Linked DNA regions of Mus musculus: regions 1 and 2 are each linked to region 3. A link is a loop called in an ENCODE intact Hi-C map of the cell type or tissue named here. Cell type or tissue: left cerebral cortex. All regions are shown on one strand. Links, peaks and the distances in the headings refer to the core of each region. The heading gives the core; the rest is flanking DNA. Region 1 holds the start of Hoxb6 (homeobox B6). Region 2 holds the start of Hoxb8 (homeobox B8). Region 3 overlaps Skap1 (src family associated phosphoprotein 1).

Region 1 (10,168 bases), core at 694-8,693, 450 kb before region 3:
CAAAACAGTAGGCCTTCAAAAAACAAATGGAAGGGAAGCGAAGGGTGAACACCCATCCTTTCTACTCTGAGGTGGTTTGGGAAGAGGCCAGGCCAGCAAGTAGAGGCCTCCTAGCCTCCCCAGGACAACCTACTTGCCAGGGTGCTCACAATTTTCCCACTCGGCAAACATTTTTCATCAGATGCCTTGCTTTTATTTCAATTTATTTTTACTTTATGTATTTAAATCTATTTCATTCTAAATTGGCATGGGCGATCCACATGAAATTTTTAAATTGAAGGGAAACCAGTCCCGGCGAGCGACAGTGAGTTTACCGGGCTGGGGTGCGTCCGCAGTGAGCCTGGCAGCACCGGACGCCAGGGCTTCCTCTGGGCCGTTCGGCCTGCTCCTGAGTACGGCCAACCTGGAACCTTCTGAGGGGCACACACACACACAGGAGGGGGAGGGAGAGAAAAATATGTTTTTTTTAAAGGGGATTATTTCGTTTTCTGCGTTTGGTTACCAGAAACTCAACCTAAAATGTAGTTTTTGTTTTTTTAAAGAAAGCCTAGGAAAACGGAGTGAGTTATTGTTAAAATAAAATCAAGGATTTCGTAAATCCTTCATCGCTGAAAAACCTAAACGACAGTGTCTTTTCACCTAGACATGGGGTACTGGTTTTTAATATTTATTCGTTTACAAACCCTCAGTTGTCTAAAGAAGGTTATCTTAAACTAAAAGGGCTTGAAAAAGGTGATTGGTTTCCGGAAAAAATCTGCTTAATTTGAATTTCTAAGAGACAGCCCTTAAAACCCGCAGCTTCAATTTGTAAGAAAAAGCCCTTAAAACCTGCGGCTTCCCCAGAACTGACCGCTGCAACCCCTGGCGAGCACAGGGGAACCTGGTCCCGAAAGCAGGCGTTGGGGCGGGAGTGATCTGTCTTCTCCCTCCCCCCCACCCCAGTTTCTGAGGTGCTGAGGTGGAGAATCTGCTTGTTAGAGTATCGAGCTTGGCCCCTATCCAGGACACCTTCCCTCCCGAGGCAAAAACTAGACCCTGTGGACTGACGCCCACCACCCCCACACCACACCTGCAATGCTGCAAACCGCACAGGTGGGGGAACCCCACAGTCTCTAGGGCTAGGAATGTGGGGTATTCAGATGAAGAGAGGGGGTACAGGAGCTTTCTTTTTGTCACAAAGCAGATAGCAGCTCCTAACACAGGCTGCTGCTTTGGCCTCACCTCTCAGAACATTCCCTTGTGGAGGACTGGGGGTGGGGGTGGGGACTTTTACTATAAAAGACAGACAGAGCTCTTGAGAAAAAATGTGGAGGTTCCAGAGAAAACCCCGGTTCTAGCTGAACCATTATGGCTTCTCCACCCTGAATTCTTGCACCCCAAATCTCAGCTGTCTCAGATTGGGGTTTCCCTAAAAAGAGAAGGGGAAGAAAAGAAGATGGCGACGGAGAAAAGGGTTGCTGGTGGAGCAGCCATGAAGAAATGCAATAAATTCCTTGTTGTTTTATGAAAATTTACAACTTTGTGATAGAAGTTTATGAGTGGTTGAATCCAGCGATTGGCCGGCGCCGGTCATGTGGCCGGGCGATCGTGAACATGAACTTTTTATCATTTCCCTGGTGGTTATAATGCAGCATTCTTTTGGACACCACACCTAGGTCGGAGCACTACCGTCCTTCAGGGCTCCAGCCTCTTGATATTTTTATACTTCAATATCAGCTCGATAGAGCGAGAGAGAGAGAGAGAGAGAGAGAGAGAGAGAGAGAGAGAGAGAGAGAGAGAGAGAGAAGGAGAGGGGGGAGAGGAGAGAAGGCTGAGAGAGGGAAGGAGGGGTGGGAATTACACAAAAGAGAGAACCTAAAATAATTTTGATTCTTAATTTACTTGCTGATCTGGGATTTTTAGTCATCATGAAGGCTAAATGGACAATCTGCCCAGGACTGCAGCCTGATATCATTTTTCAAAGCCAGAACTTACTCCATTTTCTATGCAAATATCAGAAAAGCGAAACAACCTCTCTCTCAAGTCTGAGAAGGGGAAACGACGGCTCTCAGGTTGGGACAATATTATCTGGAAGCTGAAGAAGATACCGAACGCTCCTTTATCCCTCCCTCCACATCCTTTTGAATCCGGAGGAGGGCAAAATCCCCCAAGTTCTGCAAAGGTAAGGAAGATTCTACAATTCTTATTCTTTTGCATCCTTTTCTTGCAGGGGGTGGGGCTTAGATTTTTCTCCCTCCTCCTCCCCCCATTTCAAGACAGGGTTGAACCCCACCTCTGGGCGCTGCTGGGAGAGGCTTCCCAGGAAATTCTGTAGTAGAGACAGGGGTGGCTGCTTCCTGGAGGGGGACCGGCTGCAGGGAAGATGGGGAGGAGGGATGGAAAGGGGCCTATGAGGCCGGTTTTATGTTGCTTTTTTAGCTGGGAGAGATCTCCAGCGAGGGGTCTGCAAAAGCGAGGGTGGGGGGTGTCTGGGCTACAGCCACGCTGGCCAGTCGCTCTGGCCCTTGTGGGTTTGTGCTCACCTCCCTCCATCTCTCCCTTTTCCTGGCCTCTCCGATTGCCCCCGTGCGGTTTCTCTTGCCCAGTGTGGGTAATGGCGATTTCCCGGCTGCATTGGCACGAGGGGCGGTGGCGCTGAGGGAAGTCCTGGTCTCTGTGGGGCCTGGAATCTCCGCAGAGGCCAGCCTAGGGCGAAGAGGCGTCTAGAGTGATATAAAAAGAACAATTCACAGAGAAATGTTCGCTATCTTCCTTCGGAGACATTTCTGAAAATAAAGGGTTGTGGGTGAAGGAACCCAAAGCAAGGGAAGCTAGCCGAAGACCTCCCAGCTCTTTTGCCACCGGTCTCTTGCCACTCCCGCCAGCCGGAGGGAGCCTGCAGGGAGAGAGTTTTGTGGTTTTAATGCGGTAGGTTAAAGTCTGTTGGTCTCTGTGTGATTTGATCTTGTTACTTGTGTTTTATTGGTATAAGATGTATGGATTTTGGTGGAGAAAATTGTATATCTGCTATGGGCACATTTCAAACTTTTCCTGGATTTTAATGCGGTTGGGAAGAGACTTTTAGCATGTTGTTTCAGGCTTGTACACACAAATCCATTTGGTGTGTATGTCTGGGAGGATGGGAGTGGGTGGGTTGGGATACAAAATGTAATGGTATGTATGATCTGGGAAAACCTCCTGGAGTCTGAGTTCAAAGTTAAGTCCTGTCTTTCGCCGCCCAATTTTTGTTCCCTGGCTTCCTGGGGGTGGGGGAGGGGATGGGGGGGGGGAAAGATCTCTTGGGTATGAGACAGATTCCTAAAGTGGTTGATAGGCTTCAGGCTGACTGGTGAGGACTATAAAATGGGACGAAAGGTCCCCAGAGAAGCTATCAGTGACAGAGAGATAAGTGACTGTGGGTATGAATGAAGGACAGGAGGCGTTGTGGTTTCGTTTGGTTTGCATGAATAAGGATTGTCTTCTTGTTTCTTAAGGAGCCTGTGCAGATAGATGGTTCAGGCTCAGGTCTCAGGTTATCCGATTTTAGTGTCTTGGGAGAGTGTGTAGGTACATTGGTCTCCTGGGCTATTAGGAGAGGGAAACGTAGCCACTTGTGGCACAAGACTGGGGTTCCCTGGGGGCCCAGATAAAAAGCTCTAGACACAGGCCTGAAAGGGCCTCACTGAGAGACCTTGGTTTCTTAGCAAGCGAAATTAATCGCCAACATCTAGGACGCTCGGATCCTATTTGCGGCGGGAAATACCCTCCAAACCCACTCAAACTAAAGGTCTTTTCCCCTTGTAGTCTTGGTGGGTTATAAATCGTCCCTTAGACAGTTTCCTCTGACCCAAATTATGCAGTTTGCTGCCATCTACCGTCCGTTCGGGGACAGGCGGCTTTGGTACAGCAAATCGCTCGACACTCCCCGAGCCCTGCGGGTTTGCTTTGAGCCCCTGTCGCGCAGTTCGGTGGGATACCGGCCCACGCTGATGTCCTCTTAGTCCCCGAGTGCAGATTAGAAAGCGGAATGAGTCTCTTGTCACATTATCCTCAACCTTCTCCCGTCTCCTGCATACCCTTCCACACTCATCCCAGCCACAAACCTGAAGGCTGGTAGTGGGAAAGGGAGTCTAGAGGAGTAACACTGTAACCCACGGACAGGGGGTACTGAGCCAAAGGGCTGAGGGTTCAGACCTACGACCTTCCTCACCACCTAAGACACGAGACACGACTGGGGACCGCTGGAGAGATGTGAGGCCAAATCTGTTCAAGGTTTATTTAGTTTTCTTCTCTGCCAAGGGAGGGAGGGGGTCCCGTTAAGGGAGGCGCCGGCCAGGCAGTTCCACTCGGTTGTCAAAAGACAAACCCAGTCTGTATTCTTCCAGTTGGTTTGTGGGTTTTGCCAATTCCTAAGCTGGCGAGTCCGTGGTGAAGGAGTTGAACTGAATTTTCTGGAAACTGTTGGTGTCTGCAAGTGAGTGTTGGTCCCCTCCCCCATTCTCGACCGTTTCAAGCGAAATCGCGCAAAAAAAAAAAAAAAAGCTTTGGTAGAACATCATGAGTGAGGAGAAATCGTAAAAAAAAAAAAAAAAAAAAAAAAACAAAACACTGTAATTTCCTGTCCTGCCGGACCCCTCACACCCGGTTAACGGAACCGCTTTCCCAAAAGGGGGTGGCGAGGGCGGGGTGCGCGCCTCCGCAGAGGCGTTGGAGTCTTGGCCCCTGTCTCACCGGTTACTGATTAGCTCGGTCTTTCAAGCTGCTGGAGGAAGCTCTGGCCGCCCCTTTCAAGGTGCTGTGCCCCCCCCCGTTCTTGGGCGGGGGGAGGGCTGCTCCAGGAAATTGCTTGCGGTGCCAGGCTGGGCAAGGTGTTACTAAGGTCTGGCTGGGAGCTGAGGGCCTAGGGGCTGTGTAGTGCTGGGGGCACACACCATTGCTGCTTCCAGGAGCCTTAGAGGTCTCTAGAGCAAATCTTTAAGCTTTTTTTTTCCTTCCGTGCGTTAAGAGTGACTTTCTGGCGGCTAGAAGGCCAGACCCAGCTTAGTGAGTTGCTCGCTCTGCAGGAGGCCCCAAGGGATCTAGCAGGAAGGTCTGGGGGCCCTCCTAATTTTTTTTCTTTTGGCAACCAGAAGGAAACATAGGGAGGGGGAAGTCAGGTTAGTACAGGGCTTGAACCACCTCGGAGCTCTTAGGGTAAGGGTGAAGCAGAGGAGGGAGAGAAGGATTGCCCACTCCTCCTAGAAGATCAGAGAGGATGCCGATCATTTGCATAATGGAAATGAGGTCTTTGTACCTCGCGATTTGGACTAGTCGATTTTAGGGCCGAGTGTCCACGTAAAGAGTCTATCTCCAATCTATAGGCGCCATCACATTGCACTACTGGGGAACATTTCAGACGATCAGAAGGGGGGGGGGATTGGGTTTGAGAGATTTTTTCATTCCCCCCATCCTAAGTAAAGTTGAGGATGGAACAGGAGAAGGTACCCACTACCCAAGGATCTGGCGGGGGGGGGGTCATCTCAGAGAAATAGGAAGCTTAGATATTGTCTCACCACCTCCTCATACAGGCAAAAGGCATTCCTAAGATTACCTTCCAGAGATTTTCTCTCCTGAGCTGAAAATGACTTAAGCAACATTTCTCTGGGAGCTGGAATGTACATGCTTACCCACGGGACTGCAGACTCAAAGCACAGAAAATCACAATTATAAATCCTGCCTGTGGGGTATCAGGACAGTCCCAATGCTGTGTACTCAAGACTTGGTATATATTTACATCCCTCCTTCTGTGAGTGAGGGGGCGGCAACCCTAATGGAGAACTGGCTGGTGCCTGCTGTGTGTCTACTTATTTCCCAGTGAAGACAGACAAACTGAGGTGGACAGAACCACAGGCAGATCCTTAGAGATCTGGCTCCAGAAACCAGGCAGTCTCTGGCTCAGCTCTGCCTGCCTGCTCCTTTTCCCAAACAAACGGATCAGATGAATAAACGCTCATAAATACCTCTGGGCTTAGATAAGAGCGATGAGGCGCTATTTCCTTTCATGCCCGACTCCAGGCGCCCTGGCCCTGGCCGTTGTGGCTCCATCTTCAGACAAGCAACCTGCGGAGGTGAGGTTAATTCAGGGGTTGCTGCTCTAAAGGATAAAGCAATTATTTTCCCGCCTCTATTACAGGAGAAAGCCTCCTCTTACTTGGGCCATACTTTACATGGACAGCTATACAGTATTTCCTATGATGAGGACATTGTGACCAGGGAGAAAGGCTGAGGCCCAAGGCCCAGCCTCAGTGGCAAGAAAGGGGGAGGGTCCTCCCGTGCCTTGTTGCCTTGATGAAATAGCTCCTATTCCTCTCTCAGCATGGGCCCAGCATTTCTAGACTGGAGAGCAATGCTTTCTTCACCACTAGGAGGTTTGAGCTTCTTTTTATGCCCCACCACCTCCACCACTGGATTGAGGCTAAGAGAGATACCCGGGAATGGTCATTTTGCCACAAAGGGACAGCCTAGCAGTTGCTATGAGTTCAAAGAACTTCAGAGGCCACATTGCAGCCAAATAAATCCTCCCTCTTGATCAGCCATCCTCAGCCCTTTCCTATTAACCGTGGGCAGAGCTGGCTCACAAAAAGGAACCCAAAGAACAAGGCAGAGGTGGGTCAGCCTGGCCTGACCCCAGGCACCGTCTTACAACCAATCCTCCCTGTCTTCAGGTTGGATACACTGTTTGTCTTGGGTGTGCATTTTAGAATGTCAGAAATACCTTGTGTCCCCCAGGTTGGGATCTGTCCTTATTTTCTTTGGATGAGAGAGGAAGAGAGCATAGCTATTTTCTTCCACTCCCAAGTCCTTACAGCAGCTAAGAAGGTGATATAAACATGAGACGTGGGAGGTGGTCTGTAGAGTGGCTGAGAGACAGGAGTGTTGTGAGTGTCTAGAACTAGAGCAAGCATGCCAGTTTGATGGTTGGAAGGTGGTTACTAAGTCCCTAGGAGGACCTAGCAGCCTTCTCTCCTTATAAAATCAAATCCAAACCAAGTCTTGGGATGCGAATTTCAAAGGGAACCACCAGTTTATAAAGAGAGTAGGAAAAAGAGGAGACTCTCGGTCTCCAATACTGAAGACTCAACATTTCTAAGACAATTCCCCCCAGTATCTAGATTTACAGGGAACATCTTTGGTTCTAAAAATCTGTAGCCAGGGATTCTTGCTACATCATTTGGCCTGAGAGATAAGGATAGATGAGGAGAGACCAAGCAAGGGTTGCAGGAAGAATAGAGATGAAAACAAGTAAAGTTACCTAGGCTGGGGTTTCCCCTTCATCACCAAGTTTAAGGACTACTAGTTTCTTTCTCCAGGGCCCAGTCTCAGTCAAGACTGCAGCCAGGACGGCTGAGCTGTGCTGGGCATACGGATGGTCGGCTTGCCAAATAGCAATAGCAAATAGCTTCGGGGAGCAGCCAGAGGGAGAAACTGGGCTCACACACCCCTGACATTTCCTTCTTTTGGGTCTTCTAGGCAGAAGGAACTGGCTTGCCCTCCTCTAAGCTGGGGAATTGGGTTGAAGTCGGGATACAATAAAACCTAAACTTAAAAGGGGGAAACAGGCCTGATAAACAATAAACGATTTTCCAAACCTTCAAAGGAGGGTGTTTCTTCTTTTCTTGTTTCTAAAATGAAGCAAATAAGCGGACAAGTCCGTTCTCGTTCCACCCCCCACCACCACCACACCAGTACAAAACCCTAGAAACAGACCTTCCCCCTTTATTCTCTCTCAACGAGATTCGAGGATATTTACCCAGCCCTCCCTTGAGGGAACGGGCCCATGCAACGCAGGGGTTAACTTTTCTGAAAACACAATTAACTTTTCCCTATTCCTGCGTGGGGTGGGGTGGGGGGGGAGGTTGTATTTATTTCATCACTGGGGAATGGGATGATCTTCATCTAACTGCTTCCTCCTCCCTCAAAAGCACAGACGTCTCTTTCGCAGATCATACGTAGGTGGATCAGGGCGCGTTGTGGAGAGAGAGAGAGAGAGAGAGAGAGAGAGAGAGAGAGAGAGAGAGAGAGAGAGAGAGAGGAAGGAGGGGGAAAAGGTTGATAGGTTTGTGCGCGGGTCCCTCGTGCAGGCTGCGCTCCTCCTGGGTGCTATTTGACAATTCCTGCCTCTGCCATTGGTCAGTGTTGGATCAGATGGTTGTATTTCCTTCTGGCCCTCACTGGCACCTCGCCATCCCCCCTCAGCTAAAACCCAATCTCGGCTATACTACTAATAGGCGCGGCGCTCGGACTATAAAACACAACAAATCATAAACCCGGCGGAGCAGCAGCGGCCTCGCGCGCCTCCCCTCCCGATGAGTTCCTATTTCGTGAACTCCACCTTCCCCGTCACTCTGGCCAGCGGGCAGGAGTCCTTCCTGGGCCAGCTGCCGCTCTACTCGTCTGGCTATGCGGACCCGCTGCGGCACTACCCCGCGCCTTATGGGCCGGGACCCGGCCAGGACAAGGGCTTTGCGGCGTCCTCCTATTACCCACCAGCCGGCGGCGGCTACGGCCGGGCGGCGCCCTGTGATTATGGGCCGGCGCCTGCCTTCTACCGGGAGAAGGACGCGGCCTGCGCTCTCTCCGGCGCCGACGAGCCGCCCCCGTTCCACCCCGAGCCGCGCAAGTCCGACTGCGCACAGGACAAGAGCGTGTTCGGAGAGACCGAGGAGCAGAAGTGCTCCACGCCCGTCTACCCGTGGATGCAGCGCATGAATTCGTGCAACAGTGAGTGAGACTTCCCGCTGTCCCGTGTCTGTGTGTGTGTGTGTGTGGGGGGGGGTCGGCAAGCAGAAAGACTGAAAGTGTCAGCATCCCCCAACCCCAATTCTCCCATTGGGAACTAGGTGGGCATCTCAGCAGATAGAGCAAGATTGCCCCCCCCCCCGACCTCCAGATCAGTCCTCTTGCCCGCAGAAGTTGCAAAGTTTGCAAAGTCCCAGCTGCACAGTAAGGCAGGGGGAATAAGTGGGCTCTCCCTACTTAAGTCAGGCTAGGATTGTTGATCCGGAAGAGGTTAGGGGACTCAGTCTCTGGTCCTGTATTCCTTTATGTTCTCCCTAGCTCTTGTCCGGATCTGAGGGGTGGGGGGTGCCCCGCACCCAAAGACCACTCCATTAAAAACAAGAGTGCGTCATGAAAGGGGAGGGGTGGCATGACGCCGGCAAGGGCGAGTTTACTTGGGTCCTGGATTGTGTTTCCCTGGGGCTGGGGGAGGAGAACTGGGGAAGGGGGACCAGGGAGCTGTGAGACACTACCATAGGGTCGTATAGTCTGAGGAAGGAAGAAGAGAGGACAGGCGGAGGGAGTGAGAAGAACAAACTGGCTCCTGGGTCTCAGGTTGGATTATTTGTGGGCTTCAAGTCCCAATTGATGTCCATTAGCAGGACACGAAAGTGAGGGGCTGTTAATGCGGACTATGAATCGATCCACGTCATTAGGGATTAAGGGCCAGAATCTATCATCGAGTAGGGTAGGGAGGGCTGGATGGATGGAAAGGAAGGGAAAGAAAAGATACAGCTCGTAGGAGGCACACCTGGCCAGCCCCTCCCCCAAGCTCAGGTGAGAGTCCAAGTGCCCCTCCTCTCCCCCCACTGAAAGTCTAGGCAGAAAGAAAGCACAGGCCTCGGAGTCCAGGAGGGAATCTGGAGGGGGCGCTGGAGGAGTAGGAAACGGGGACCAGGGAATGGGAGGGGGAAAGACTACTCCCGACAGGCTAGCTTTACGTTTGAGGGCCGAGTGGGGGAGGGGCTATGGGCTTGGTGTGATGACCCCAGGCCTCAGTTTCTCCTCTCTGCGTAACAGGTTCCTCTTTTGGGCCCAGCGGTCGGCGAGGCCGCCAGACCTACACACGCTACCAGACCCTGGAGCTGGAGAAGGAATTTCACTATAATCGCTACCTGACCCGCCGGCGGCGCATAGAGATCGCGCACGCCCTGTGCCTGACCGAGCGGCAGATCAAGATTTGGTTTCAGAACCGGCGCATGAAGTGGAAAAAGGAGAGCAAACTGCTCAGTGCGTCTCAGCTCAGTGCGGAGGAGGAGGAGGAAAAGCCAGCCGAGTGAAGGTGCTGCAAAGGGAGGGGGGACGCGAAGGGAGAGGTCTGTGGGGGAACCTAGGGCACCCGAAAGCCCCAGAAGGCTCTGCGGTCGGGGGA
Region 2 (10,168 bases), core at 1,990-9,989, 460 kb before region 3:
AGGAATAAAGTGCAGGACAATGGGTCAGGTGAGACTGGTGAGCCTGCAGGTCTTTTGAAGAGGAAGCTACCCCAGGCGGGCTGCCCACACCTGCTGAAGAGAGAATCCGGACGTGCCAATCTGGGAGATTTCCAAATTTGGGAGAAATGGGGACCTGGCTTTGGTGAAGATTCGGTGGTGCTCCAAGTCAGAGGGGCCACTGCCCCAGGGCGCCGACTCCAGAGCCTTTACATGTGTGCAGGTCTAGGCTGGCCGAGTGCCTGGTCATCAAGGCTCGGACAGACTCTCCCTAGGGGTGCGGAATGCAGGATGCGGGATGCGGGATGTGGGATGCAGGATGCGGGAAGGCTTCAGAATCTCCTCGGAAGGCTCAGTCAAAACCCTGCGCATTTTTCCTAACAGCAGTAGAGGCAGACATGGCGACGGGGAGCAGTCTCTGGCTTTTCCACGCTTCCGGACTCCCAGGTGAGAGCTGCGGCTTCCTCGGGCGCGCCCAGGCTATGCCCTTGGCGTCCTTACTCTGGCAAACCTCGGGGAAGCCAGTCCTTCTGGGACGGAGCAGCTGGAAGCCTGGACCCAGGCACTTTTCCGTTCTGAGGTTGTCCCTCTGACTGCCTACAACCCCTTTGGCTGGTTCCCAATCTTCACTTTCCTCTCAGTCCAGCCTGAACCTGCCTCCAACCTGAGCCTCCAAAAATGACCCCAGAACCCCGTGTGGCTTCTTCTCTTTCCGCAGGACCAGGTGTAAAGAGGCCAGCGGAGTGTCTTCTCAACTTGAGTTTCTCCAATAAATCTGCCCTCCGTTGGGTGTTTATAACTGATCTCCGAGCTCTTTCTTGTTTTTTTTTTTCTTTCTTATAATAGAAACATTTTCCTTCCATCAGAAATTTCTGGCACGGTGTAGGGATGATTTAGAACAAGCCATTGAATTTCTATCCCACCAGTGAGTCCTCAAATCATGACCATAAAATCCCCCGCACTTGATAAAAATGTTCACTTCAGCAACAACTTGACACTGCTTTAGCTTGCCTCACCGACCTCTCATCCGTGTGGAAAAACAAAACCCCACAGCTTGCTTCAGTTTCCCTCTCTCTGGCCCCCTCCTTTTCTCTCTCCTTTCTATATACACTGTACTTCAGAAGGCCGAGTGAAACCCTTAGTGCAGCTTCTTTGGAAACGTGGTTTCATTTTTACAAAGATTCTGGCTCATGGAACCCCTCAAAAAAAAAAAAAAAAAAAAAAAAAAAAAAAAAAAAGAAGCACCTTAGAGAACGGGCAGTAGATTTAATTTATTTGTAAAATTGACTCTGCCTTTGTTCTAGGACGTTTCTTTCTCCTTCTCTCTGTCTTTCCAGTCAGTTCCCTCAGGAGACCATTGGTTCTGCCTGCCACCCTAAGGTTTGACCCCCCCCACCAGCCATGTGCCAGGTACACAGAGGAGGGCCTGGGCTTGGAGTGGGGCAGCCAGTCATTTCTGGATTTGAGGCCTCAGATCTTCAGGTGCTGGAGGTCCAACTAAAGGCACCCCAACAAGAGAAGAGGGGAAATGGAGACCTTGGTGGCCTTGTTTTTTTCCACTCCAAGGTTAGTGCAGGTGGTCAAATGGCTATGGGGACATATACCAATAACAGGTGCCTTTTAAACCCACACCTTTGTGTTGGGCACGGGAGAGCATAAGACAGCAGTAACCAAGGCCTTGGTACCCAGCCTTAGTCTCCACTACCCTTACCTCTTTTGCTGTGTGGATGAAGAGGTCACTATCTATACCTGGAAGGCTTGTGTGTAGAAGGAATGGGTGGTTGGCCCCAGAAAGCTGGGTGTCAGTGGGGCTTGGTTTCTGAATGCCAAGGCCCGGGGCACAGGTTTACAGCCACACGAGATATCATCCTTTGATATCACTGGACCTTTCCCTCTAAAGTGGCCAAAGCACCTCCAGAAGACCCCCCCCTTTCTCTTGCAGCTCCCCCCAACCACCAGCAGGTAAAGCTCCTGTAAATGGCAGAATTGGCAGCCGCCTGCAGAACTTTGTTCCACCTTAGCACTGCCCATTAACCAGAAAGTTTCTTCTTCCTCTCTCAGGCCCTCTCAGACTCCCTTTCCACAGAAAATCTCGCGTGTTTGCTTAATGAGGGAAAGTTATGTGCGTGACCTAGGTGAGGACAGATCTCGGGGTGGTTTGGGGTCTCATAAGAGCCAGTGGGGTCAGGTGTGTCTGCAAGGGAGAAAATCTCGGGGAAAGTCACCGTTTGTGCCGAAAGGGAAAAAAAAATCCACAGCAACCCATAATCGGTCTCATTTCAGCTAAGTCACCCCCACCGTGCTTCAGTCGGGCGGCGGGGGCGATCGAAGCTGCAGTTTTATAGCTGTAGAGGAAAGAACTCGTAAAATGCTAACAGCTTTTATGCGCTGCAGCATAAACAACAACAGACTCCGGCTTTATTGCGTTTTATAGTTTGTTAAAGAGTTTACAGCCGTTTTTTTGGGGGCTGGTTACCCAGCCAATTCCCTCCACACGATAGTTAAACCTTTATCAATAATAAGGAAATTGATCATTAAAGCTTTAAATATGACTACCTCGTTTGTTTGAAAATATGTTTAGGAGAGGAAGCTGTATGATTTGATAACTTGTATTAAAATACCAATTACATTTATAGGACCTTTTAAAACTCGGTGCAATTAAACCGTGTTCTTTTACATTTTTCCGAAGCGACCCTGACATTTAGAAAGACTCCAATTGCCTCGTTAAAATCGCGAAATTAACAGCGTGCCTACGCCAGGCTCAGCGTTGTGGATGTGTGTGTATGGTGTTTTTCCGTGACTCCCCCACATCAGTCTTTGGGGGTGGTCTGCGAAGGTATTTGATTTGTTGTGAGGCAAGAGATATCTCATTAATGTAGGTAGTTAAACAGATTTAATCCGTATTCGTTCTCTCTCTCTCCCCCCTCCCTCTCCCCCCCTCTCCCCCTCTTTCTCCCTGGGTGTTTTTTTCTCTTCCCCTCCTTTTTTTCTGCCCTCTCCTCACTCCCTGGCGCTCTCTCGCTCTAGCTCTCTCTCGCACTCGCTCTCTCTCGCTCTCACCCTCGCTCTGCGTTCTGTCCGGGAGGAGTACCCAGAAGCCAATAGGATGCGGGGTCTCTAATGGATGCAAATGATGGTGAAAAGACGGGGCAAAATATGAAACAACTCATTTGGAGGGAAGTAAATCACCGAAAACTGTTTATGAACTGGCATCCCTTCTTCGAAATGTAAAGCGAGGACCTCTTTAAGTGGCGGTATATTTTTGTTTGGGGGGTGGGGGGTGGGGGGAGGGCGAGCGAGCCGCGGCTGCCATGCAGGCTTAGACTTTTGCAGGCTTCGCTCTTCTATTCCTGGAAATCACAAAAAGTGTGGCGGCTTTGAGATCTTCTTCGTCTTTTCTTTCTTTTCCTTCCTTCCTTCTTTTTTTTCCCCTCCTCCCTTTTCCTCTCCTTTCCTGGCGAGGGTGACTAGGAGCCGGCGAATCCGCGTTTTTTTTTCTCTCTCTCTCCCTCCCTTTTCCCCCTCCCCACCCCCTCCCCAACAGCCCCCAACTACAGCCTGCGCCGCCGCCGCCGCCGCCTCAAAATTCAATAAAATGAGCTCTTATTTCGTCAACTCACTGTTCTCCAAATACAAAACCGGGGAGTCCCTGCGCCCCAATTATTATGACTGCGGCTTCGCCCAGGACCTGGGCGGCCGACCCACCGTGGTGTACGGTCCCAGCAGCGGCGGCAGCTTCCAGCACCCTTCGCAAATCCAGGAGTTCTACCACGGGCCATCGTCGCTGTCCACAGCTCCCTACCAGCAGAACCCGTGCGCCGTGGCGTGCCACGGCGACCCCGGCAACTTCTACGGCTACGACCCTCTGCAGCGCCAGAGCCTGTTCGGTGCGCAGGATCCAGACCTGGTGCAGTACGCAGACTGCAAGCTCGCGGCAGCCAGCGGCCTGGGCGAGGAGGCCGAGGGGTCTGAGCAGAGCCCGTCGCCCACACAGCTCTTTCCCTGGATGCGCCCTCAAGGTGAGCTCCCGTCCGACCTGGACCTGACAGGGTGGGAAGGGGCCAGGGGGGCCCCCATGCCGGTGGGGGGGGGAGGGCTGGTGGGCAGTCCGGGAGTATCTTCTGCTCCTAGAGGACTTGTGGGCTCCGTTCCAAACACCTACCTCCTCTCCCTTCTGTCCCACTTTCTTTTCTTCTTTTTCCCCTTTTCTTTTTGCTTCCTTTGAAGGAGGGGGGGGTGTCTCTAAGCGAATTTCCTGAATCCATAAACCCCTCACCCTCCTTAACTTTTCTTCTTCTCCTCCTTTCCCCTTTTACTGTTTTATGGGGGCTGTGGAGAAAGACTGGTGGGTGTGGGGGCGCTCAACGTTTGCACTTCTCAATTGCTTTATAGTTTAATTACCCTGAAGAAACTTTTCTTCTGGGGCAGAGGCTCTGGGGGCTTTTCAAGGTGGGTTCGAGGTCCCCACTCTGGCTTTTTAGTCTTACTCCCCCCTCCACATCCACCCTCTTAAACTTTATGGCACTTTTAATGTATCTGAACCCCCTATTCTGGTTCTAGTTACCAGAGAAGGGGCTCCTCCTTTATGGCCCCTGCAGATTCAGGGCTGTCTAGTCCCCCCTCGCCCCCCCCCCCGCTGACCGCGTCTTCCGCGCTCCCCCTCCCGCCCCCGCATAAGGGTCCCCTGCCCTTATTATCCTGGTCTCCTAGGCTGGTTCACGAATCTTCCAACCTTCTCTGTCTCTTCCCCCTCCCCCACCCTCCCCTCTGTCTCGCCCTTTTCCCCCATTCCCAGCAGCCGCCGGACGCAGGCGAGGCCGCCAGACCTACAGTCGCTACCAGACCCTGGAGCTGGAGAAGGAGTTCCTATTTAATCCCTATCTGACTCGCAAGCGGAGGATCGAGGTATCGCACGCGCTGGGACTGACAGAGAGACAGGTCAAAATCTGGTTCCAGAATCGGAGAATGAAGTGGAAAAAGGAGAACAACAAAGACAAGTTTCCCAGCAGTAAATGCGAGCAGGAGGAGCTGGAGAAAGAGAAGCTGGAGCGGGCACCAGAGACCGCCGAGCAGGGCGATGCGCAGAAGGGTGACAAGAAGTAGGCTCCAGCTGGGACTGCTCGGGCCCGGACTAGCCCGCACGTCCGCCGGTCCCCCCCGCGACCACGCCGCCGCCGCCCGCCCCCCGCCTCCGAGAGCTCCGGCCCCGCGAGCGGAGCCAGGAGCTGGGCCTCCCACAGCAGCGTCCCCCGCCGCGCCAGTCCCCGCTAGTGGTAGTATCTCGTAATAGCTTCTGTGTGTGAGCTACCGTGGATCTCCTTCCCTTCTCTTGGGGGTCCGGGGGGAAAAAAAGAAAAGGATTTTAAGCAAGGACTCCCTCGTCCTGCGAGGGTGATCGACTGCGGCCTGGCAGAACCCCCTCGCCCCCGCCCCATGTAAAAAAGCCTCCTTGTGCAATGGTCTGTTTCCTTTGAACGTGCTTCTTTGTAATGACCGAGGTACCGATTTCTGCTAAGTTTTCCCAACAACATGAAACTGCCTATTCACGCCGTAATTCTTTCTGTCTCCCGCTCACTTTCTCTCTTTCTCTCGCTCTCTTTCTCTCACCGCGTCCCCATCTTTCCTCGCAACCCCCTCTCCCCGCTGCCCTCCCTAGCTGGCTTTCTCTCTTGCTTCTCTCTTTTCCTCCTGTCCCCCCACCCCCACCCCCTTTGGTTTGACAATTTTGTCTTAAGTGTTTCTCAAAAGAGATTACTTTAGTTAGCATGCGCGCTGTGAGCATTGTTAAAAGTGTTCTTAGGTTTACTGTGAAGAGAATGTATCCTGTATCTGTGAATTGCTTTATGGGGGGGAGGGAGGGCTAATTATATATTTTGTTGTTCCTCTATACTTTGTTCTGTTGTCTGCGCCTGAAAAGGGCGGAAGAGTTACAATAAAGTTTACAAGCGAGAACCCGAGACTGGCCCGGGCCGCCGCTCCTCATTCGCTCCTAGGCGCCTTGCAGGGCTGGGGGTGGGGGGGAGCTGGTCAGCAGGCTCCTGGGCTGGCCTAGGCTAGGTCGCTGAGAGGAGGGGGCGGGGGCGGGGGCTGGAAGCAGGTGGTGCGAGTCCCTGGGCCCAGGGGCGCAGGGGGTGAGGGAGGCGGCTGAACGTGATTGGAGGAGAGAGGATCGAGGGAGGGGAGCCAAGAGAAACCCCCTCCCCTTGCATTCTGAGGCTGAAGGACCAGGGAGACTCCAGCGCCCAGGCCGCTCTTGGGAAGAGATCTACCCAGGCTGGTGGCTAGTGTCCCCCGCCGCTTTTCTCTTTGTTTCCGTGTGTGTGTGTGTGTGTGTGTGTGTGTGTGTGTGTGTGTGTGTGTGTTTGGGGGGGGGGGTACGGGGGGGTGAGAAAGATGCAGCGCAAGACTTCTGAGTTTCTATTTCCATTTTTTCCTTGGACTCAGGTTGGGGAAACAGGAGCAGAGGGAAGCGGTTCCTCCCTACCTCCCCTCTCTGGGACGTCGTCACTTTCTCCCAGTTTCTAGGCCTCGGCTTGCCGCAGCCTTCCTTCCTTCGTTGCTTCTGCCTTCCTGGCAGCCACGCTCCAGTGAGTGAGGCATCCGCCTTCCGGAACCGGGAAAGCAGCGAGCCGGACCCAAGCCTCCTTCCTCCCTTCCTTTTTCTCCCAGCCCCCATTCCATTCTTTTTAAATTTTGTATATCTTTTTATTGTCATCAGAAATCTCAGCGTCCAACGCCTTATTGGGTTGGATCTCTGCCTTAGGGACGCCTTGGTCACATCTAGTTACTACAACTGGGGCACTAAGACAACCGGGAGGCCAGGCTCGCCTCCTCTTGGGAGAAGAGCAGCAGCTCGGATGAATTAACCCAAATTAATAAATATTCGGCCAGCACCCACCCACCAAGTTGCGAACATTCAATCCCTGCGTCTCTCTCGCTCTGTAACCGGCTGGGGGAAATGGGTGGGGGATGACAACACGGTTCCCTCAGAGGTTATTTATTTTCTCTTCCACTCAATTCCTTCTTCCCCAAATCTCGCCTGCAAGCTGCCTCCAGCCCGCGGGGGTCGACAGCGGCCCTTAAGCCCCCAGCCCCAATCCGCAGAGCTCGGCCTTCCCATTCATTATTGATCATATTTTATAAATCCAACGCCACACAATTTTTTCCACATTACTGGGAGCCTCCGGGAGGCCGTCATACCATTGGCCGAGGGGATATCACGTGGGCCGGGGTCACGTGGTCAGAAGAGGAAAAAGGGGGTCCTTTTGGTGTAAATCTGGACTCTAATTCTGTAATATATCAAGGAATCTCGTAAAACCGACACTAAAACGTCCCCGACTACAAATCATCCGGCCAAATTATGAGTTCATTGTATTATGCGAATGCTTTATTTTCTAAATATCCAGCCGCAAGTTCGGTTTTCGCTCCAGGAGCCTTCCCCGAACAAACTTCTTGCGCCTTTGCTTCCAACCCCCAGCGCCCGGGCTATGGAGCAGGTCCGGGCGCTCCTTTCTCCGCCTCGGTGCAGGGTCTGTACTCCGGCGGGGGGGCCATGGCGGGCCAGAGCGCGGCTGGCGTCTATGCGGCCGGCTACGGGCTCGAACCGAGTTCCTTCAACATGCACTGCGCGCCCTTTGAGCAGAACCTCTCCGGGGTGTGTCCGGGCGACCCCGCCAAGGCGGCTGGCGCCAAGGAGCAGAGGGACTCGGACTTGGCGGCCGAGAGTAACTTCCGGATCTACCCCTGGATGCGAAGCTCAGGTAAAGCCGCGCTCTGAGCGGTCCCGAGCCGCAGTGTCCGGGCCACGGTCCCCAGAAGGGCTCCCTTCCGGCCAGGGCACCCTTCTCTGTGTCCAGGTTATTCCCGGCTGCAGATCGGCCATTGCCACGCCGTTTAAGTCTGGGCTGGGACCACGCGCGCCACCCCCACTCCCAGTTTTGCTCAGTGCTCTCAGGCCCTAGCGGATCTCTTTTTGCCGACGCCACAGAGCTCAAAGCCCCCAGCCCGCCCCCAACCCTTCCTCCCGGCCTTTTAGCTTTAAATATTTATCAGCAGCGCCGGCACGGGCTGGAGACGAGGCCGTTTGTCTTGCCTAGAAAGGCTGGGGTTTGCAGAGAATAGCCATTAGGGTCTTTCTCTTCTCTCTCCCCCCTTCCCTGCCTGAGAGCTCAGTTCTGGGTGTGTCCCCCCAGCCCTAGCTTGGGCAAGATATGGAGGAGGGGGCCATGGCGCTAAGCGATTCTCCCCTCCCCCTTCCTTTCTAGCCAACCCCGCTCCCCCATTATTCCCATCAGGACAATTAGAGGTGGGCTCTAGAGGCCTGGTGGGATGGGGGAGAGGAAACAGAAGAGATGAGGACCCAGACAGGGACACAGAGTCAAAGAGTGGTGAAGGAGTTAGTCTGAGACCCAGAGCGATGAGTCTACTGACCCCCACCTCCTGATGGACTTAGAAGGCCCGTCAGCTCCCCAGGAGAGCATAGGTTGTTTGTTATTTTTTTTTTCCAGGTGTCTTTCCAAGGGCTCTGTGGGCCCCTGAGGAACAGCCAAGTTTGGTGGTATCACTCCAGAAAGATGACTCTCCTCTTGGGGAGGGCTAGGACTCTTCAGAACCAAATCAAGATTTAGGGAGTGCACGATGCTTTAAGAACCATAGGTTTTCTTCCCTCAGGTCTCCTTCACAGCTTCCTCGCACACCTTTTACATTTCCCCGAGGCAGGTGGGCTTGGGAGCCAACTCCAAGGCTCAGAAGACCCAACCGGGCCAGAGACTCCTATACTCATGGGCTTGGGGGCCACGAGGAAACCATTTCTTGACTATTGTTCTTCACGGTTCCTGTTACCTACCCTGTAATTGAACTGACCTTCCAGTTGGTTTATCAAAGTCCCTCCCCCCCCCCACCTCGTAAATATTTCAGCTTGGCTTATAGCTGACTTGAAATTAAGGTCCTTAGCCTCTCTCCCCTCTCCTGTCTCCTTCCCAAGAGGGCGGATACCAGCATCTCCCCAGTCTCCTTGGGGTTCTGAGCCTATGCTGGGAGTTCTCAGATACCCTTTTGCCCCACCATAGGAATCTTCACCTTGCTCTCTCTCGTAGACTCTGGTCATTCTTTTCTTCCTTGCAGTCCTGGAGGCCCAAATATTGCTTCAGACAAGTAGGTTTCATGTGCAGGAAGGCAGGCAGTAGTCAGACCTTGCTTGATACTTACTGGGAAGGAATCATCAGAGCCAAGTTCTGTCAGTCTACTAATGCCAAGGTCCAAGGAAATAATGTCCTTGTCTCTTCCCCATTCCACAACAAGTTTGGGTGGGGACTGGGCCTATGGCTCCTTTTATTTCTGTTCTTCTCAGACTAGGCCTGGAGCCCCACTCTAGGGACACTAATATGGTTTCCAGAGCCCTGTACCTCAAAGGCCACCTGAATGGGGAAAGGGTAGACTTGGTGCCCCTGACCTTAGAGAGTGACTGATGACAGAATTTGCTCTCTTTCTGTGTTAGCCCCTTTGGAATAGAGTCTCAGGGAGCCAGCAGCTGAGAACTACCTGGTTTTCAGAAGCTCCTGGCAGAGCAAAACCACCCTTCATGGATGACAGGACTACCTGGTGTGCTGGGGCTGGCCTGGGAACCCAGCACTTAGTACTTGGGGCTGAATCAGGAGGATGGCTGCTAGTGTGAAACCAGCCAGAGGCTCCATAGCATGACCCAGCTTGAAAAACAGAACAACTCTTATGGACACACACACACTCTCTCTCTCTCTCTCTCTCTCTCTCTCTCTCTCTCTCTCTCTCACACACACACACACACACACACACACACACAAAGAAAAGAAAATGTTTTCTGCACCTAGTAGTGAAAGGGGATTAATGTAGTTCCAGCAAGGTAACCACCTAGGAAGGGGGTCAGAATTCTGTTGGTGTTTTTCACACAGTCTCTCTCTCTCTCTCTCTCTCTCTCTCTCTCTCTCTCTCTCTCTCTCTCTCTCTCTCTCTCTCTCTCTAATCCTGTGTGTAGGGCCTGACCGAAAGCGAGGCCGCCAGACCTACACGCGCTACCAGACCCTGGAGCTGGAGAAAGAATTTCACTACAATCGCTACCTGACTCGGCGGAGGCGCATCGAGATCGCGCACACGCTCTGCCTCACCGAAAGACAGA
Region 3 (10,168 bases), core at 736-8,735:
AAAAACCCAGGGGTTTCTTCCCCCTTACCTCCTTAAAGGACTACTTAAGAATATAGACCGTTCTCTTCCCTTGGGCTGTTCCTTCCTTCCTTTCTTTAAAAAAAAAAAAATCTGTATATTATTTGAGAGAGAAAGAGAACGTGCAATGATATTTCCTCTTTTAGGTGTGTTTAGTTGAATGTGACAACACCGCTCATAAAAACCCCTAAGTTAATCCCTTCGATTGCTTTAAAGGAAGGATTTATTTATTTATTTATTTATTTTTAATTTCAGGGCTCTGAGGGAAAGGAGGTGTTTGGTGACATCTAGTGTCCATTTAGGACTTCCTCAGGCGTCGTACCCCCAGCTTGACTGAGTGGGGGTGGGGGGATGGGCTAAGGTTATTTGGGAGGTAATTTGGGAGTCGTAAGTGGGGAAATATAGGCCTGGGGCACAGACTGCCCAAACAGTGTGATGAAACTGATCAATGCCTGTCAAAGAACTATTATTCACCTCTGACCTAACCAAAGGGGTAGGCAGGGGTAGACCATCAGAAGCTATCTTTTCTTATTTATAATGGCATGGGGGAAACGCAGAAGGTGTCCCCGCCACCCCATTGCATGTTAACAAGCAGGTCAACACCGTGCTGTGATGACGAAGATGATGATGGTGGTGGTATTTTCTCTCATTAATAACCCCTTTGGGAAGCAGGAGTTAGGGGGATGCGAATGGGATTTGGGGTCAGCTGGAAGGCAACGGTCATACACCGGTCAAATTCAGTGGAGGCCATTCCTTTCCCCCAGACAGGAACCAATCGTCTAGAACAAACCCTGGCAGCCTCATTCCTTGCAGGTAATTTTTATAAATGAGGGGATACCCATTCCAGGAGAGGACAAAAGGGAGAGGCTGCTTGTTTGTGTGCACGTGCATGCACATAGGCCTGTGAGCCCATGTTTGTGTGCCTCTGTTTGTGTGCACGTGCATGCACGTAGGCCTGCGAGCAAGGGGCCGACTGCACGACAGCCCTGGCCCCTTGGATCCTGTCTCTTTCTTATAAAAACCCTTTAAGAGAGAGAGGATACAACTGCAGTTTTCTCTTTAATCTCCTTATTTCTAAACTGTTGTCCTAGACAGGCTCTTTCACTTTCAACACACACACACACACACATACACACACACACACACACACACACACACACACACACACACACGCACACACCCCAGAGTCAGGTAGAAAGTCCCACACCAGATGTTTACACAGAACCATATAAGCCATGAAGGGGTTAGGTTAATGCTCAGAATTGCCCAACGCTTTACAAACTCCAGCATAAAAAAAAAAAAAAAAGCCAGCCATTTATTTTGCAGTGAATTTATAACAAATGCTGTTAAAGGCTTCGTCTTTTGACAGAGGTAATAATAAATTCACTGTTAAAGACGGTAGTTTAATTCCTTACACCTCCAATACTGCACAGAGTAAACCATATTCATCACCGAGTAATTTTTTACCACATAAATCTTTAAAACTAACCGGCGAAGGCTGTTGAGACTGAAATATTGTGAATTTATTAGATATGCCCATGTAGTATTGGATTCAGAGGTTTCCATTCGAATATATTACAGGGGAAATTTGTGTCTTTAACTGTGACATTCCCTCCATTTCCTGCCGCCAGTCCTATAACAAGCTGCTCCTCCAGAGTCAGCTACATGTCTAATAGACAGAGATTTAGTAATAAACTCCTCGCTAATCTGCTAGAGAGGCTAGATGACATCTCAGTGATGTGCCCTATTTAAAAGGAGTCGCGAAAGCTTTGTTTCTGTGTAATTACGTTCTCAGAAGGAACCCAGCCTCCCTCAGCCTCTCCTGCTAGGGTTTCTCCAGATCGGATGGTTTCAGCACTCCAACCAAACTTGCAAAATACTGAAGCACATTATAGTCTCGTAGCAAACATACAGAGCAGTAATTTCTGTCGAAGTTGGAAGATTCATTATGGGAAGTCAGGGGCAACCGTGAGAATACAGAAAGCGAGAAGCTGCTGACATCCACGGACAGAAGATATTTAATACTAATTAAAAGATTGTATTGATTCTCAGACCAATAATAGATGATGTCTTCAGAAAACTTGCTATTTTAAATTTTTTAATGTGACAAGACATATTAATGACAATTAAATCCTCAAGATTTGAGCAAAAAAAAATCCTTTTGCCCTACTATATTTTGAGTGAGATTCTGAACTGATAAATGAGAAAACTCCAAACTTTTCTCATAATTTACCAATTAAGCAATGTTTAAACTATAACAAATTGGTGATATTAAATTATATCTCCAGTTCATTTAGGGGATGGTGACATACTTAAATTAAATTTTTTTTTTTTTAGAGATGCCCTTTTTTTTTTTTTTTTTTTTTTTTTTTTTTTGCATAAAGGCACAAGAGTTTCTCTGTCCTTACTAATACACTATGTTTGAGAGGAGTTCCAAATCCAGAAACTTCCATGGAGCTTTTATGCACTTTTCAATTTCTTTTTCAAGAAAATGAAACCAAATAGGTTCCTAACCATTCAACAAAGGAGAAGACTCTCCTGGCAGCTCAAGACTGCAGCCCATCGGGACAACTGTTAAAAGCCAGGACTCTACTGCAAAGATAAACATAATACCAGCAATTAATATTCAGTGTTTCACATTCCAGTCGAGAGGGTGTGTTTTTCTTTGTGATGTGGCTCATAAGCTGAGGGTGTCGGGAGCCAGATTCCTCTCGTGCATGAGGATTAAGGGGGGAAAAAAATAGCAACAACAATCCTTCCCCCATCTGTAAATGAATGAACATCTTGATTTTATAGCTATTTGCTTTGTAAAACTGAGAACTGAAACAAAAATTACTGGATGCCTAAGTAACACTTTAATTCGGAATTCATTTACGCAGTAGCTATGGAGTTGTCACAAACCATAATGCAGTATTTAATTAAAATAACAGAAGTGCATCTAGATATGTCCTGGGGTAGCTATCACCAAATGATAGTCTGTGCCATCAGTATTTTGTTTATGAAATGGCAGATTCTAAGGTGCAGCGAGGCTGAGGCGAGAGCATAAACATTTTAAACTTGCATTTTTAGAAAGGTTCTTTTTTTTTTTTCCTGCTGCATCATTAATTTTTTCTTCTTCTGTGGTGTGTGTGTGGTGTGTGTGTGGTGTGTGTGTGTGTGTGTGTGTGTGTGTGTGTGTGTGTGTGTGTGTGTGTGTGTGTGTGTGTGTGTAGTGTGGTGGGAATGACTTCTGGGATTGTTTTGCTGTGGATAAAGATCTCTCTTTCTAACTCTTGCTTTTCAACTATTGACCTCCCAAGCCTCCAAGGCTGTGAAATCCTGTCTGTTGTCATGGAAAGGCGCATGAGGTTCACAGGAGTCACAGCAAGCGTGGGACATCTCAGGCAGAACTTGGACGTGGATTCCGGGAGGGTAGGCTCACTGCGCCGGTTCCCACCGTCTTCCTTACACCTTTTCCATCCATAAAATGTTCTCATGCCTGCCTGTTCTACCCTGTGGATGCTCACCACGGTTGCCTTCCCTTTTCATAAACGCATAGCATCTATCTTGCACGCACCCACCATCTATCTCCACGCTCACATCAGCTGTCCCCTCCACCTCCTTGTCTGCAGAATTATGTTCAGCAAAGTCCCGATTTATAGGAAATAAATAATGAAAATGGAAGGGACTGGGAAAGATAATCGAAACATTCAAATTGTTATTTTTCACTGCACTTTACACAAGCAGAGCATCTGTAAACACCTAGAGAAGGTGTCGTCTGGTCCCTAAAAAGCTATGCCTCCAGAATACCCTGACCAAGTCCGTCTCTGTCGGCATTGCTTCATCTCTGCTCCAACTCTCCTGCTCTTGGAGGCTCCCACCATCTGACCTTTTTAAAATGGTAATTCATACCCCGCTATTGTTGTCTTTCTATCTGATTCTTATTTATCCTGCGTATAATGGCGTGTTTGTCACCACTTACGCTCTGTAAGATAATTCTAAAGACAAACATAGCAGTCACCTTCTTAAAGAAAGAAAGAAAAAAAGTCCTTGTGGTGGCAGTATGAAGGTGTTCTGAGAATGGTCTCACAGCCCAGTCCTACAGCTAGGGTCTCCTGGAAGGAGGATTTCTTCTACACTTGTAATTATTTTAGCCCCTTTCACAGGTCACATAAAAAGTTAATTTCAATCGCTGCTAATTTCCGTCCAACAAGAGCACGGTACTTTAAACCACCCAAAATAATTGGATTCAAAACAAATTTAGGAAATTGAGTGTGTTAGAAAGCAAATAAAAATATCCTTTTGGTAGGGAGGCGGGGTGAAAGTAGTAAAAATGGCCTTTTTCCCCCTCTCTCCCTTCTTTCCCCTTCGCAACTTTGCCATTAAAGTTGCACCTACAGCTAGAAGTTTGTCCGTGAAAAATGGTCATTTTGTTTCTCTGCTCAAAGAATGTTATTAAAATGCTAATTTAAAAGAAAAAGGAGTTAAATATCTAGCGATGGTGCATTCTAATTGCAGCCATAATGAGCTCTCTAAATGTGCATGCCCCTGACACACACCAAGCATAAACAGCAGTAAACAGATCATTAGTACCCGCGTTCATTTATTCTGGCGACCTTACCATGACCCCACCGAGGGTAGGGTGAAAAGCAGGTGGATCTGGCTGTGACACCCCCTAGAGGGATCCAGGAAATGAAGCTATAAGCTGTTGTCATGGAAACGCCTATGTGTGCAGATGATGTAACACACCGACAGGCTGTAGGGCCCCCGCAACTGGGACGTTCGCCTTTCCCTCGCCGGAACAATCTTGAGGATTAAATTATTCATTTCTTTAATTCACAAAGCAAAAGGAATCCTAATTTTCTTGGTGATGTGCAACTCTCTCCCATTCATCTAGGGTCTAAAACACAGCGACTTGTCCCCTCTTTCACCGAACCCACATTCTAGTCCCAAATAGCTGAATTTGGCGAAATCAAGTGTGGAAATGCAGCAGGAATCCAACACTCAGTATCTGCACTACAAGGAAAGAAAACCTATGGGTTTCTGCCCAAATTTAAAATGTAAAGTGTCCTTTCCTGATTAGGGCACCTTGGGCAGGGATTAAATGTATACTGCTTTGTTTGTTGCAAAGCAGCAGAGTTAGCCCTGAGAACTACCAAGCCCAAATTCAATGCCATGAGAACGGAGAGCCACAGCCCCTAATGAGCACCTCACCCTAGCAAGGTGCAAAACAGAGATGAGAAACAAGCAGCTGCTCACCCCTCCCACGCTCAATTGAGAGAATGGAGATTAATAAATATAATTCTTTGGAGAATGATTCCACTCTGTCCTACCCTGTTTTGTACCAAACAACCTCAATAACCTTACAGCAACAATAGAATAACTTTTCTTCTTCTTCTTCTTCTTTTTTTTTTTTTTTTTTTTTTTTAAGGAAGCAGAAAAGACGATCTCTGGAAATTATTTTAAAATAAAAAATCTCCCAGCCTGTGCCTCCCTCCCGACCCCCCTCCCCATTGCACTTTAGATGAACCTGTGATATTGTAGCAATGGCCCTTGAAGTGCAGTGGGGAAGTGATTTAGGAGAATATTAAAGGCAATGTGGAGATTCAAGGCGCCTCTCTCAGGGAGATCTGGAGAAATACGCAGCACAGATGGGCCGAGCAGATTAAACATTTCCGTCACATTGTTTCCAAATTGTGTTGCGGTGCCTGAGGCTGGTACTGCGGTCAGAGCAAAACAGAGTGGCGGAGCTGCGAGCTGCACAGTTTATGGAATACATATTAATATGCCCGTCTCACATGGTATCACAATTCTATCAGCTCTGAAATGGGGCTGCCTCTATTGTTCCTGAATTCTGCACCGGGCACCTTGTTTCCTCCCGTCTGTAAATGTTTACCTTGCCTTTCCCCTCTCTCTGGTAGGTGAAGTGTAAGTTGTCTGCTCCATTCCTGGCTCTCTTTACAAACCTGCTTCTCTTTACCCCTCCCTCCATGATTTCTCTGTGGCCTCTGCTTGCACTGCACACAGTTTTTCACACACATTTCCATCACCAAGAGCATCTGGTGTGCACAGATCCTACACACCTCCCTGGCCTTGGCTGCGAGGTCATGTGTTCATTCACACCCTCTTCAGGACATTCAGGCTGTATCCTCCCTCTCGCTCAAGTGCTCCCAGGTCCTCCGTGTGGATCACACGGTCTCCTCAGAGCACTCTGTTCTTAAGCTGGCCTGGGCTTTGTAGACTTGTCCTTGTGAACCCCCAACAGCTTTTGCTGACCCACCTTCCAATGTGCGCTCTCTCTCTCTCTCTCTCTCTCTCTCTCTCTCTCTCTCTCTCTCTCTCCCTTTTAATAACACCTATCTCCTCAGACAAGCAGGTCCATCAATCATCAGGATAGCAAGTTCCCTGAAACGTAACAATAAATAAAACTGGCTCAATTGGAGCAAATTTAATGACTCATTTGTGTTATGATCTATAGACCAAAATTCTGAATAATGGAAAAAGAGAAAATGATTGCCAAGAACCTTAAGCACAGTGTAAAATAGCCTGGAGAGGCCGCCAAATGACTCAAGGTTTTAGCTAAGCGCTGGGCTCCCATCCTTTCCAGTGTCACAAAACCACCAGCTAACCAGCCAACCATTTCCTTATCCCTTCAGGAAAAATCTCCTCACAGAATGGTTTGTGCTGAAAAATGGGTATGTCCGTCTTTGGTAAACAATTCTTCCTAGCTTTCTGCTTCCTGCAGATGGGAACTTGCTGAGCTAAACCCCCCAAGTTCTCTTAAAGCTTAGGCTATCTCAAAGAAAATTCCCAAAGCTGAATTTTAGGAGTTCAGAATTTGTAGGCCAATCCAGAAGGGGTGTGTGTGTGTGTGTGTGTGTGTGTGTGTGTGTGTGTGTGTGTGTGTTGATCTTGGACTATACAATCTACTCTGCTTAGGAATTCAAATTTCACATCTTTACTAATGATAATATATGGTAAATGATCTCTATTAGGAGAAATAAGCAATCATAAACCAATACTTCCACGATTGATTGGATTTTCCCATACATATATCAGGCACTTATTGATCTTTTGTGTCCAAGCCTGATTGATTGTTTTCTTCAAGAGGGAGCCTCTCACTTACAACACTAACACAGTGAACTTTGATGGTTAAGAGAATAGAAGTCTCAAGTGTTTCAGGGCCTCTTGTTGCACAGAAGCTTAGAGGCCACTTTGATGTGAAAAAGGAACTCACCCAAGGCCTCCATAACAGAGCCTTCTCAATGGAGCTAAGCCCGTCAGAGGCTTGTGCCAAAAGCCACTGAAATCTATGAAAGCCTTTGAAGTCAAAGTGTAAATGCTGGTCCCTATGACAGGCAAATATGGTCAGGAAGGGAGAGGATACAGGCAGGATTCAGGAAAGGACCCACACCTAGAAAACCCCAGCAAGTGAGGAACAAGGATTCTTGGTTGTTGTTGTTGTTAATTATATTTTGTTCAGTAAAGTTAGTAGAGTCAATAATAGGACAAAGTCCAGACCTAGGCCATGAAATCCACTGTCTTTTCCTCTAGGGTGCTCGTCTGTAAACTGGGGAGGATTCATAAACCCTTTGAGGATCTAATGAAGACTCCGGGCATGGGACCCACGTATACTTCCACCCAAAATGTAATGCCAATTTCGAGAATTCAGAAAAAGTCTTTCCCATCCCTCCATAGACAGGTTAAGGGTTGACAGATTCCAGTGTAAGACTTGAAGCCTTAAGAGGCTGTGAGCTCCTTCTGTTGGAACAGCCTAGGATTCACTGAGCCTAGAAATTGAATTCTCATCCCAAGACAGGATGGTCATTCCAGGTCATGTCTGTGCTACTCCAGGGGAGCCATGGAAGAGCTTATACAAATAGGAACCAGCAGGGAGGAGAGAAATTAAAATGTAGCAATCATGGAGTAGGGGTATTTAATCTCTTTTAAGGCTTATGATAGGCGCCTGCTGGTTTTCTCCCTGATGTCCCCTGACACCTACTGACAGGGTATTTACAGCACCACACAGAGGCTCAAGGCCCTGTGACAGGAGGAACACTGAGGAGGCCTATCATAGTCTTGAAACCATAAACAGCAATAGGAAGACACTGGAGGCAGAGTCAAGCTGTGTGACATGCCTGTTGTTGATGACCATACTGCTTTTTGTTTATAGGATCGGCTGTTCTTTTTATGGCAGGTCTGGTGGGTTGGTTTTGTTGTTGTTTTGGGTTTTTTTGGCTTTGTTTTTTCTTGTTGATTGTGATCAGCAGCATACATCCCTTTAGGGCTGTGTGCCATCCCCCATAAACACTTCTGATTGTGGGTGACAGTGAGCACTGTGTGCAACTCAGGTTCATCCAACCTGCCATTCACCCAAGCCAATCGTCCCTCTGTCCTGATCATGGAGACCAAACACCAACTTTCATTTTCAAAACCTCTTCGCTGGGAGTGGAAGGGGTTCAGGGAGATCTGACAAGGTTCAAGTTGAGAGAAACAGATGTTTCATCAAAAGTGGAAAAAAGCAACATGCCATATTTATTTCTTCCAGATGAGATGTGATGTGAAGCAGAACATGTGAGGAGTTTTGTTGTGGGGTCTTGGTTTGTTTGTTTGGGTTTGGGTTTTTTTTTTAATCTAGAACTTATTCAAGTAATAATTCGGTACCATTAAGACCATTAAACCCAGCACTGGGGAGGCAAAAGCAGGCAGATTTCTGGGTTCGAGACCAGCCTGGTCTACAGAGAGAGTTCCTGAACAGCCAGGACTACACAGAGAAACCTTGTCTCGAAAACAAACAAACAAACAAAAACAAACAACAACAAAAAGACCATTAAAGTCTCACCTTTAGCCTTCATAGTATACAGAGTCATGGAGTGGAGAACATGTGTAGTTTGGATGCCCCAGTGATATATACAATGATATGTATAGGTATGTGTCCCCAGTTTGAAGGTAGAGACACTTCTGCGTTGAAGAAGTCTGTACATCTCCTGGGAGCCTCAAAGCACTCTTCCCAATTTTTTTCCAAACAGCTGGGCCAAGAGAAGTTCAGATTTTATGGGGAAAACATTGATCCCAGAAATTCAGTTCAGTTCGATCCTAAAAACTAAAACCCAAGAATCAGCAACTTAATAAAAAAAGCAGTAAATTAGCACCTCTAGACAGTAGAAGAGTTCATTCAGAGCTTGGGTCTGCCTGGCTGAGCCAGTATTCTCTCCATTTTAATAGTTTAATAAAAATTAGCATAATTAACGAACATCTGTATGATCCAGAGTGGTGCAATTTGGCACTTGGAAACGAGGGCTTAAACATGATTGCTGTGAGTTTAATGTTGTTTTAATTCTTTTTGGCACTGTGCAGTGAAATAAACGTTTGGTGGTGATAGTTCTCGGCCGGATCTCATTTGCATTTTTCTCCCCTTGATTATGAGCAATTGTGGACTCCCCAGCAATTCATCAAAGTAGAAATTATTTTAAAATACCTCGTGGTGTTCAGACTGGGCTGGAGCAATGCATGGGGGGTGGTAGTGGGAGAGAAGGCTCGAAATTTCCATTCATGCTTTAAACCGCAGCCCTGCAGCCCTTTCTTCGGTATCCAGCCAGGGGATGAAATCTGGAAAAGACAGTCGGATCCCAGGACCTGTAGGTGCTTTGATTAAGCTCCCAGGCTTCCACAGCATGACACATATGGTCTCTGAGACTCTGCTCTCCTCTTCACTCTTCTGCCGGCTCTTTTGTTTTGAAGGGCAGAGAGCTGCTCTCAACTCGTTTCTGGTCTCACCACTGTGCTGAGCCCACTCCATCTGTGGTCGGCAGGTCAGCGCTCCCCTCGAGCAAGAGCAACCTGACTGGGAGCCTGGCCTTGGCAGGTGCCCTGCTGAGTCTCATCTGCTTCCAGTGTGCACCCTCTATGAGTTGACAGAGAGTACATCTCCAAGGCTTGGTCCCTCCTCCTGGCATCACAGCCAAAGGAGTCTGCAAAGTGTGAGTCAAAAGTCAAGGGTCATCTCAGCTAATCCCCGTAGGGCCAGTGCTTTATGGGAAGCCCTGCAACCTCACGGACACAAAAGCTTGACTTGAGGGAGTTAACTTTGGTCAGAAGACAGTCCGCCTCACCCTCTCTCTGCCTTTGAGAAAGCAAAGGAGCTGAGGCTAGTTCTTATGAGTTGTTGTGA

Evidence for each region. A loop is a pair of places that touch in the nucleus more often than their neighbours do. Peaks named below come from ENCODE experiments on the same cell type or tissue, not always from the same donor. Only the 100,000 strongest peaks of a DNase experiment are listed, where the experiment ranks them.
Region 1: it touches region 3 in a loop (7-fold over the local background); 5 of 42 quality-filtered maps call a loop at or near these places.
Region 2: a loop joins it to region 3, with 2.8 times the contacts of the local background. A loop is called at or near these places in 10 of 42 quality-filtered maps.

The regions. Positions count from the first base shown.
Region 1 is chr11:96,290,853-96,301,020 of GRCm38, forward strand. Hoxb6 (homeobox B6) reads left to right here and starts at 8,222. Exons shown (of 2, transcript NM_008269.2): 1 at 8,222-8,739; 2 at 9,817-10,168. The coding sequence starts at 8,325. The coding sequence ends at 10,076. Hoxb5os (homeobox B5 and homeobox B6, opposite strand) reads right to left here. Exons shown (of 3, transcript NR_131758.1): 2 at 2,523-2,702; 3 at 185-413. In left cerebral cortex, for the core only: a CTCF peak has its summit at 3,849 (motif pointing left); a DNase peak (open chromatin) is centred at 3,855.
Region 2 is chr11:96,279,350-96,289,517 of GRCm38, forward strand. It overlaps Hoxb8 (homeobox B8), which reads left to right and starts at 2,556. Exons shown (of 2, transcript NM_010461.2): 1 at 2,556-4,037; 2 at 4,814-5,976. The coding sequence starts at 3,614. The coding sequence ends at 5,121. Hoxb7 (homeobox B7) reads left to right here and starts at 7,297. Exons shown (of 2, transcript NM_010460.2): 1 at 7,297-7,778; 2 at 10,028-10,168. The coding sequence starts at 7,379. In left cerebral cortex, for the core only: a CTCF peak has its summit at 5,311; a DNase peak (open chromatin) is centred at 5,044.
Region 3 is chr11:96,737,532-96,747,699 of GRCm38, forward strand. All of the region lies in intron 10 of Skap1 (src family associated phosphoprotein 1), which reads left to right. Among named protein-coding and RNA genes, the nearest start is that of Snx11, 35 kb to the right of the region's middle. In left cerebral cortex, for the core only: a CTCF peak has its summit at 4,669; DNase peaks (open chromatin) are centred at 4,751 and 5,715; H3K27ac peaks cover 277 bases.